2 separate regions of the Homo sapiens genome follow, and region 1 is linked to region 2. A link is a contact called in ENCODE Hi-C or POLR2A ChIA-PET data. All regions are on one chromosome and are shown on one strand. The core of a region is the stretch at or near the end of the contact, and the rest is flanking DNA. Distances in the headings are between cores, read along the strand shown. Region 1 overlaps ACTN1 (actinin alpha 1). Region 2 overlaps ACTN1 (actinin alpha 1).

Region 1 (4,537 bases), core at 813-3,312, 51 kb before region 2:
GATAGGCTCCAGGACCTCCATATTCCTCATATTTGGGGACAGAAAATAAGAGCTTCTCTTTCCATGCAGTAGGATGCCCCTTTCTCCTGTGGGATGATTGGGACCGGCCTGTCCAGGCTTGGGGGAGGGAATAGGAACGGGAACCCTGCTTGGAGCTGCATTCTGTGTTCGGCCCCTCCCTGCAGAAGACTTCACCTTGCAGAGACTGCAGAGTGTTAGGGAGAACCCAGCTTTGGAGCCAGCAGCACTGGTGTGGAGGCAAGCTCTGCTGTCTGACTTGCTGTGTCCTTGAGCTGGTCCTTATTCTGAGCCTCAGTTTCTTCCTCTGTAAAAAGACAATCTGTCTTGCAGAGTTGTTGCCGAGACTAAATGAGATGATGGATGTAAACCACCCAAGCTGGCATCCCATACCTGGTAGGCTCCCTAAGTGTGTTGTTATTTTGTGTGTGGATGGGCCAAGGGGTGCTTTTAGCGAACCATTCTTCTCCACACAGAGGTGTGGTGAGACAGACTTCCTATATACATTTCTGTAGCCCAGAGTTGCCCAAACTTGCCTGATTATAGGATTCACATGGAGTACTTGTTACTTGTTAAAATACCAATCTGTGAGTCCCATCCCAGAACTCCTGAACCAGAATGGTGGTTGTTGGGGTGAGGGGTCTCTACTTTTAACCTTTTTTATAATCGGGCCAGTCTGGGAAATGCCGTTTCCCTCAGATTGCTCTGCCAGTTGCTGTGTCATTCCATCTTCACGGGGGCCCATTGGAATGAGACAAGTATGGCCCCTTGGAAAGTGGGAGACTTTGCAGGTGAGACTGAAGCTTGAAGGGGCTGGCCTGAGGCCCTGAGCTCCTTGTGGTGGAAGCAGATTTAGAACTGAGATCTCCCAGTGATGTGTGTCCATTGTGCCTGCAAACATTCCACTAAAGCATGGAAAAGGTGAAGGTGGGGATGGAGAGAGATGGAGTGACAGGAAGGAGGTGAGGGCTGAGGGCCTCCATGATGGCCTTGGGAACCTGCAGAGACTAAGTGGGGGATGGATGGTGGGACAGAGCCCTGAGCCCCACTAGGATGCTTCCCCAGGTGTGCCTTCTGAAAACCAGGGCCCCAGTGAGCATGTGGGGCCTTGGGCTTCTTAGAACCACTGGGAATCCACAGGTGTCAGAGCGTAGGCGCGGTCTTAGGCAGCATGGACCCAGCGGGAGGGGCTGGGACTCCTCCTCAGGGCTGCTGGTGGAGTCCTGGAAGTCCTGTGGGTAGGACTTCTGCCACTTCTCCCCTCTTCCTCTGCCTTTTTTATTGGGCTGGGAAGTTTTCTAGAAGCACAGGCAGGGCTGGCTCCCTTGTTCAGATAGGGAAGTTGAGGAATAGGTATTTCCAGGGTCAGCTGATGATGCCAGGAACTGGGGTCCCACTGCCTTGTCTGCTTCCTCCTTCTCAAAGTTGGCCTGGTCCATTAGAGAAAACCCCTTTTAGGTCCTTACTATGTCATCCTTTCCAGTTTACCCTTAAGAGGCCCTTAAGGAGGATTTCAACCTCTGCTGGGCCCCACCCCCAGAGGGTGACTTGATTGGTGGTGGTGAGGTGGGCTGGTGGGCTGGTGGGCTGTGAGCGGAGGGGCCCTGTTACGGACAGTTGTGAGAGTGTGGCCGGGGCACGGTGACCTGCTGCCAGGCCCTGGGGAGAGTCACGCTGACTGAGCCTGTGGTTGAAAGTGTGTGACTGCCACCGCGGGTGGAATTCTGGCTCCTGCATCTACTGTTCGCTGTGACCTTGAGTGGCTGTGAGCTCTTGGCCTCGGTTTTCTCATCTGTAAAATGAGATGCCTTCTGGGGTGGTTAAGATTGATTGGGTTGACACTGGTAGAACACTTGGGGCAGTGGGTTGGGAGTGACATCCTGATCTCTGAAGCTCTTCCACTCAGACCTTTCAATTAGATCTGCAGCCTCAGGACTTTGGACCTTTGGGGACTGCTGTGAACAGCGAGCTGCCCCAGGTGTCTGGGCAGGCAGGGAGTATGGGTGCAAAGCTGTGGCCTCTCTGCCTGTTCCTCCTTCTGTTGGCTCAGGTCTGAAAATCTGGGTGTGGCCTCTGCCCCTCCTCCCCGTCTCTCCTGAGTATCTCTTGTATCCACCTGCTTCTCCCTCTCCTACACTGCCACCCTGGACTGGCTCCCTTTGTCTCTGGCTGGGACCTTTTCGTGATCTTGTGCTTGGTCTCTTTTCAGCCACTCTTTTCCATCTCTGATCTGCCCTTCCCATGGCATTTAGAGGTCTCTTTCTAAGATGCAGGTGGAATTATGTAACCAGCATCTGATTGGCACTCCCAGCCCAACTCAGCCCGCCACAGCCCCATTTGTTTCTTTCAGCTAAAATAAAATGTCTTCGGTGACTTCCACTGCTCTCAGGAGAAACAACAGCTGCAGGAACCCGAACACCCATGTGGCTAGTTGATCTCCAGTCTCTGGCACCCTCTTCTTCCCTCCTGCACTGTGACTTTTTTTTTTTCAGTTTTTTGAACAGACCTTACTCTCTTTTCTCTGGGGCCTTTGCTGTTTGTTTGTTTTCTTCTTCTTCTTCTTTTCTTTCTTTCTTTCTTTCTTTTTTTTTTTTTTGAACCGGAGTCTTACTCTGTTGCCCAGGCTGGAGTGTAGTGGTGCAATAGGCTCACTGCAACCTCCGCCTCCTGGGTTCAAGCGATTCTCCTACCTTAGCCTTTTGAGTAGCTGGGATTATGGGCACGTGCCACCACACCCAGCTAATTTTGTATTTTTAGTAGAGACAGGGTTTCACCATGTTGCCCAGCCCCACACACGCGTAGGGTGACCTACAGCTACCTGCTCCACACACGCATAGGGTGACCTACAGCTACCTGACCCACACACGCATAGGGTGACCTACAGCTACCCGCCCCACACACGTGTAGGGTGACCTACAGCTCTGCCTATACCTGTTATGCTGGTGTAATTATTAGTAGACCCCCTGGTGCCTTGGTTTGGATGACAGGTTATGTGGGCCCCCTTCACATTTACGAACTTTTCATCTAATACTCCCCAGCCTTATAGATTCACTGACTCCCTTGGGGCAGTGATCAGACACACTGCCCCCCTACAGCCCCCCAGGATCAGTTCAGGGTCCTGTTTTAGCCTTATGCCTTCCAGGACCTTTCCTATAGGCACTGGATCTTAGTGTACAAAAATACACGCATTGATAAAATCTTTGCTTATTGTTTGTCTTCTCCATTAGACTGCAGGCTCCATGACTTAGGACAGTGCCTGTATTTGCCCACGATGTAACCCTAGTCCCTGATACAGAATGAGTGCTCAGTAAGAATTTATGGAAGGAAGGAATGAATGAATCTGGCTGCAGCTGTCTGGCAGGGGAGGCCTGGAGCCTGGGCGAGTCTGTAGAATCTGCAGTGGCCTGCGTGAGGGAGGCTGCCAACATCGGGCCAGTCCAAGCCCTAGCAAGCCAGTTGCCCACACTCTGGCACACATCATCGGCTTGGTGGCCCCTTTAATTATTCATCGGTCTTTCTCAATGGCCTTTGTGTTCAGAAACCCAAGACAGAATTCAAACCCTCTTTCCATCTCCCTAAAACTGAGACCTGGAAGAAAAACCTGCTGGCCCATTCTGCATCCCCAGGGGGCCAGCAGGTCCACAGCCTCCTCTCGTGGCTGGCTTTAAGCGTTGAAGTGTCCTGGGCTGCCCTGTGGCTCTCCTCCCCAGTCCACTGGGCTCAGGGACTGCCTGGGCACAGCTGAGTGGGTGCCCGTGTGGCTTGAGACTGAGCAGGGACTGGTGCAGGCTGGTGGGCAGAGCTGGATGAGTCCCCATCATTCCCCAGCCTGAACGGAGTCTGAAGGCTGGCCTGGAAGAGTTTAGCCTCCCAGCAGAGTGGAGCAGGCTCAGGCTTTGACCGACCTAGTTCACACCTCAGTTCTGCCTCTTGCCAGCTGTGTGACTGTGGGGAACTGGCCCTTGGTGTCCTGTTCCTTTGTTCCTTTAACCTAGAATTGTTGAGTGGACTTGCTGAGATGGCGCATGCCTCGTGGGTGATGATAACAGTGAGTGAGCACTCACTGAGGGTTATAATGGTAGCCAACATCTTTGAGCAACCCTAGGATATGATTCCCTCTCCTTCCCTCACCTCCCCTTGGGGCTCCCTGAAGTCCACGTTGCCATCAGTGTCCCCATCTTGAAACTGAGGATGGAACGCTGATCTTTCCTTTCAAGGTTGGGGGGAGGGGGCTGGGGAGCCGAAAGCACCCCAGGGCTGCCCTTGCTGCAGTGTCTGAAGTGAAGCCTAGGAGCCCCGGTGCTGGTGGGCAACAGCAGGCGTGGATCTCTCTGATCTTTGAAGAGGACTGTGAATACACTGACCACAGGCGGAAGCCCCTTGTCCCGTCCTGCCCTGCACTACCCAGAGGTCCCTGGGCTTCTCAGCAGAGGTGGACAGATCTGCTTGCAGCTGCCCTTCTTCCCACGCTTCTGGAAATGGAAGTTCCCACAGACACATTCCTGTTCCTCAGCTTGCT
Region 2 (4,166 bases), core at 1,307-3,806:
CCATCAATTATCTGTTACATCTGTTACATTATCTCATGAAGCCATCAATTATCTGTGCATCTGTTACATTATCTCATGTCAGGGCACCTGGTTCTTCTTGCTGGGGCCAGAGCAGCCCATCTCCTCTTCAGGAATAGCCTGAAGCCAGGTCTCTCCCGGGGTTCTCTTCTGAAGTTGCTTCTGAAGCTGCTTCAGTTCCTGAGGTTCTCAGGGAAGGAATCTTTCCTCCCCTAGAACACATCTCTCCTTTGAACTTCTGGACTAAAGGGTTGTCTTTGAGATTCTTTATGTACTTGGTGGTTCTGGGTGCCTCTCTCCTAGATCCCTCAGAGTTCATGGGGTTCTTGTAGCTGTGAGAGGAAAAAGCTAGAAAACCAGGAGTTTGCGGTGATGGGGAAGGCCTGTCACCCCCAGCGGCCTTTCCTTCTGCTCCCGGGATCGTGTCCCGTGGGCCTAAGCCTGGCCTTCCCAGCTGACCTCATCTTACTTCTCAGGCTGAGGCTGGTGGGTGATGAAGCCGCCTTCATCAAGGGACCACGTGGAAGCAGGTCCAACTCACCACCCAGTGGGCTTCTCTGTGGTGCATCCTGCCTGTAGGGGGAGTCAGGCTGCGAGAGAAAGGGAGAGGATGAGGTTCTGAGGATTCTGCCGTAGTTTTTTTAGAAAAATCAAATCTGGACTTCAGGAACCTGCTTCCTGAAGGTAATGTAGGAGCTGGGCTGTCTCTCAAGGGAACCCGGTGGAGTCTGCAGCCTGGCCTGCCATACAGAAAGCACTCTTGTGTCTCCCGTGGTACTTGTGTGTTATTTCTGAAGGCTGGTTCACTGGTTATAATGGATGGTATTCTCAGTCAGTCTCCTTCTGGAGAGGCCATCCTGGGAGCAGGTGGCTGAGACTCTGGCTTGGGAATGCGGTTGGATCTTTGTGGAAAGTCCCCAGGAGGCCCACCCGGAATCTCCCCCAGACTTCATCCAGAAGGGAGCCCTTTTGACCCTGACTCTGGAGTAGTCAGCAGGCTCTTGGGGATGGGCGAGGCTCTTGAGGTCCCATAGGACACATGTAAAATCCCACAAATGCAGACCTTAGTCCACCAGTTTGATAAATTGGCACACATCAGATTTTATGACCATCGAGCCGATGGATCAGGAGAGTAACAAGGTGAAGGTGGCTTTATCCATGAAAATCACAGCCGCAGTTGCTTCGTGCCAGTTATGAGTAGCTGCCAAGGGGTTTCAGCTGTTTGAGTGGCACATCTCTGGCATAGTCTTCCGGGGTGGCACATCCTCACAAAAACATCAGCCTGGAGGAGGACACGCGGGTCTCTCTGCAGCCCCCTGCCCCAGCCTTGAAGGGAAGTAGTCTGGGGCTTCCGGCAAGCTGCTCCCCAGTCAGTCCCATGAGGCTGCTGGCCTGGTTCCCATGGCCCCACTTGCTTTCTGGGGCTCCAGGTCTCCTAGACAGGCTCCAGGAAAAGCATTTCCCTCTTCGTTGCTTCTTGGGATTCCCCGTGGGTGCTTGTTGGTTCTCGAGAGAGATGGCGATCAGTCAGGAGTTGTGGGTGAGAAGCAGTCATGGCATCTCCAGGACAGGGTTGAGTTGGGGTCAGGGGGTGAGGGCCTAAGGATGTGACTCCCTGTCTCAGTTTCTTGAGGCCCAGGACTCAAAGTCCCCACCTCAGGGGACTCTTAGACCACCCTCTGGCCATTCCCACCTTCTCCTTATTGGTTCTCCCAACCCATTCTGACACCTTGCTCTGCAGGTCATGCCTCCCTTGACCTCCTTGACTGTGTTTCTGACAAGGCCTTTAGGATGATCTCATTCTGCCCCTTACCCCCTGCCCCACACACCCCAGCATAGTCATCCATCCACAAAGCACATGATTTGGTGGGCGGATTCGAGAAGTTCTTCAAGGAAAAAACATTTCCGTCTTCCATCTTAGTCATTCCTTCCAATTCTAAGCACGTTCATTCTCAGGAAGCTCTTCCTTACAACCAGCCTCAGTTCATCTTGCTGCAGTTGAAACCTGTTTTGTCTTGTTCATCAACCAGTTGTGAGGTCCTGTCTTTCAACCTGTTAATCCAGGGATCATTTTTCATCTGCAGGGCACCCTTCTCCAGGGTCTCAGGATGCATGTCTGTCTTCTCACAGATATCATCTTCTCCCACCCCCAGGCTGTCTTCCTTTCTACCCTCTGGCCCCCAAAAGGCTTTGAGTTCACTTCCCCCTTGGTGTAGGGTTGGAATGTATGCAAGAACACAGCTGGATTTTAAAACCACCTATTTGAAGTGGACTCAGGAATGCTGGGTCCCTGCTGGTGTTAGGGGTACAGTAGCCCCCACAGCTGCAGAAGGCGCTCTCCCACTAAGGTTTCTTAGTCTTTGCCTGGGATTGCCATTCAGTCCCCTTTCCTTCCCTTTGCTGCTGAGGCCATCTTGGGTCCCTGCTAGCCCAGCACGCAGCGCATGATGTGTGCTTAGCTGTCTGGAAGAGGCCTGTGCTGGGTTTGCTGGGCATTGAGCCCATACTTGGTTGATCCGGAAGTCTGGACTTGGGTGCAGTAGAATGTCCGTCAGTTTTCTCTAAAGTGCTTCAGGCTTTGGGCCAAGAGCCTTGGGAGATTCTGCAGGGATCCCAAGAGGTCCCATGATTTCTCAGTCAGCACTTTATCCCAGGACTCCCGGATTTGAATTCCCACATCTCCAAGACCCTGGAAAATCCAGCCAGAGGTCCTAAGCCTTGCAGTTCCAGTGCCTCCACTTGGAATTCCAGGATGGGCATGAATTTTCTCACCTCTCCACCTGACCTGAGTATTTTGATTATATCAGTCATTGGATTAGTTTCTTCCCAACCTGCAGGTTGGGCCTTAAACTCAGGCTGTTCTCCAGGGGCCCAGTTCAGCCACCAAGACCTCTGTCCAGGCTCACTTGACCCATGGGACCTGGCCATGGGCTGGCAAGGAGGATGGTAAGGAGAGAGGAGGAATGTGACCTCACAGCCTTCTTAACTCCCTTCCAACCACAGGGAGCTGCAGGGATGGGAGGGGCTTTGTCAGCACAGGTGTGTACCAGGTGCCCCTGCTGCTGGGGCTGGCTGGTCGTGACTCTCTCTGTCTTGTTGCCAGGCGGAGACAGCAGCCAATCGCATCTGCAAGGTGTTGGCCGTCAACCAGGAGAACGAGCAGCTTATGGAAGACTACGAGAAGCTGGCCAGTGATGTGGGTACCCCCGGGTTCACCTGGCCTGACTCTAGCAAGAGTCAGTCCCCTAGAACGTGTACCTCCAAGTCTTTCCTTGGAGCATAGTCTCAGGCTTGTATAGTCTCTGATCCCAATACTGCTAGTCCAGGGCAGCCTGAGCTCTGTTGTGGCTCTCCCAGAAAGTAGTGAGGTGGGGGCAGAGGCCAGTCCCTGAGTTATCATGAGCCTAGGATATCCCTTTGCCTCTCAGAGTCTTCTTGTTTTTTTCACTTGTCAAGTGAGAGTTGAGCCAGGGGATGTCAAAGCCTTTCCAGCCTAGTGTACTCTTAGTCTGTGAGTTTTGCTTCAGTGAGAAAAGGAGCACATCTGGTTCTAAGAGGGTGAGGGTAGGGTTTTCGGTAAATTAGTGCCGGCTCAGGCTAGCATAACAGCTACCAAAAGTAGCGGCTGTCCCCTACTGTTCAGGGAACAGGATGGCACAGTGCTGGGTTTCCTGTTCTGCCATTGGCTACATTTAGGTTAAGCCTCCTCTTCTTGAAAGAATTCAGCCCGTTGAGCTGCTCAGCCCAGCCTCTTGGTGGATCTGCTGCCCAGCATAGTAAGAACGCAGGTTCTGGAGCCCAAGTGCCTGGGTTTAAATTTCTGCCATTCCAGCCAGGTCACCTTGGCAAGTTACAGGACCTGGTAGGGCCTCGGTTGTCTCCTCTGTAACATGCAGGTGATCACAGCCCTTAGCTTTGTAGTGTTTCTGTGGTGATTCAGATGAGTCCATGTGTGTGATGTGCCTGGCCCCCTGCAGGTGTTCAGTGTATTCCTATTGTCATGTGCACCCCTCCACCTTCTCCACCACCATCACCTTGGCCCAAGGAAAACAGTCCAGGCCGTGCCTGCTTGTGCTCCAGGCCAGCTCTCTGCCCAGAAGCCAGCCTCTTCCCTTTTAAGTCAGAGACCCACATTCTAGATTCTTAGG

What was found. A loop is a pair of places that touch in the nucleus more often than their neighbours do. ChIA-PET counts read pairs that join two places held with the same protein, here RNA polymerase II (POLR2A).
Region 1: POLR2A ChIA-PET joins it to region 2 with 12 read pairs in AG04449. The contact joins two enhancer-like sites. A Hi-C loop is called at or near these places in 2 of 168 maps with a recorded cell type or tissue (endothelial cell of hepatic sinusoid and transverse colon). POLR2A ChIA-PET finds 5 or more read pairs at or near these places in 8 of 52 experiments (A549, AG04449, AG04450 and 5 more).

Annotation. Positions count from the first base shown.
Region 1 is chr14:68,943,241-68,947,777 of GRCh38, reverse strand. All of the region lies in intron 1 of ACTN1 (actinin alpha 1), which reads left to right. Among named protein-coding and RNA genes, the nearest start is that of ACTN1, 34 kb to the left of the region's middle. Within about 2 kb of position 2,062, at least 10 of the 41 ENCODE cell types and tissues checked have a DNase peak (open chromatin) inside an H3K27ac peak, as active enhancers do.
Region 2 is chr14:68,892,703-68,896,868 of GRCh38, reverse strand. ACTN1 (actinin alpha 1) reads left to right here. Exons shown (of 22, transcript NM_001130004.2): 9 at 3,122-3,214. Among named protein-coding and RNA genes, the nearest start is that of ACTN1, 85 kb to the left of the region's middle. Within about 2 kb of position 2,556, at least 3 of the 41 ENCODE cell types and tissues checked have a DNase peak (open chromatin) inside an H3K27ac peak, as active enhancers do.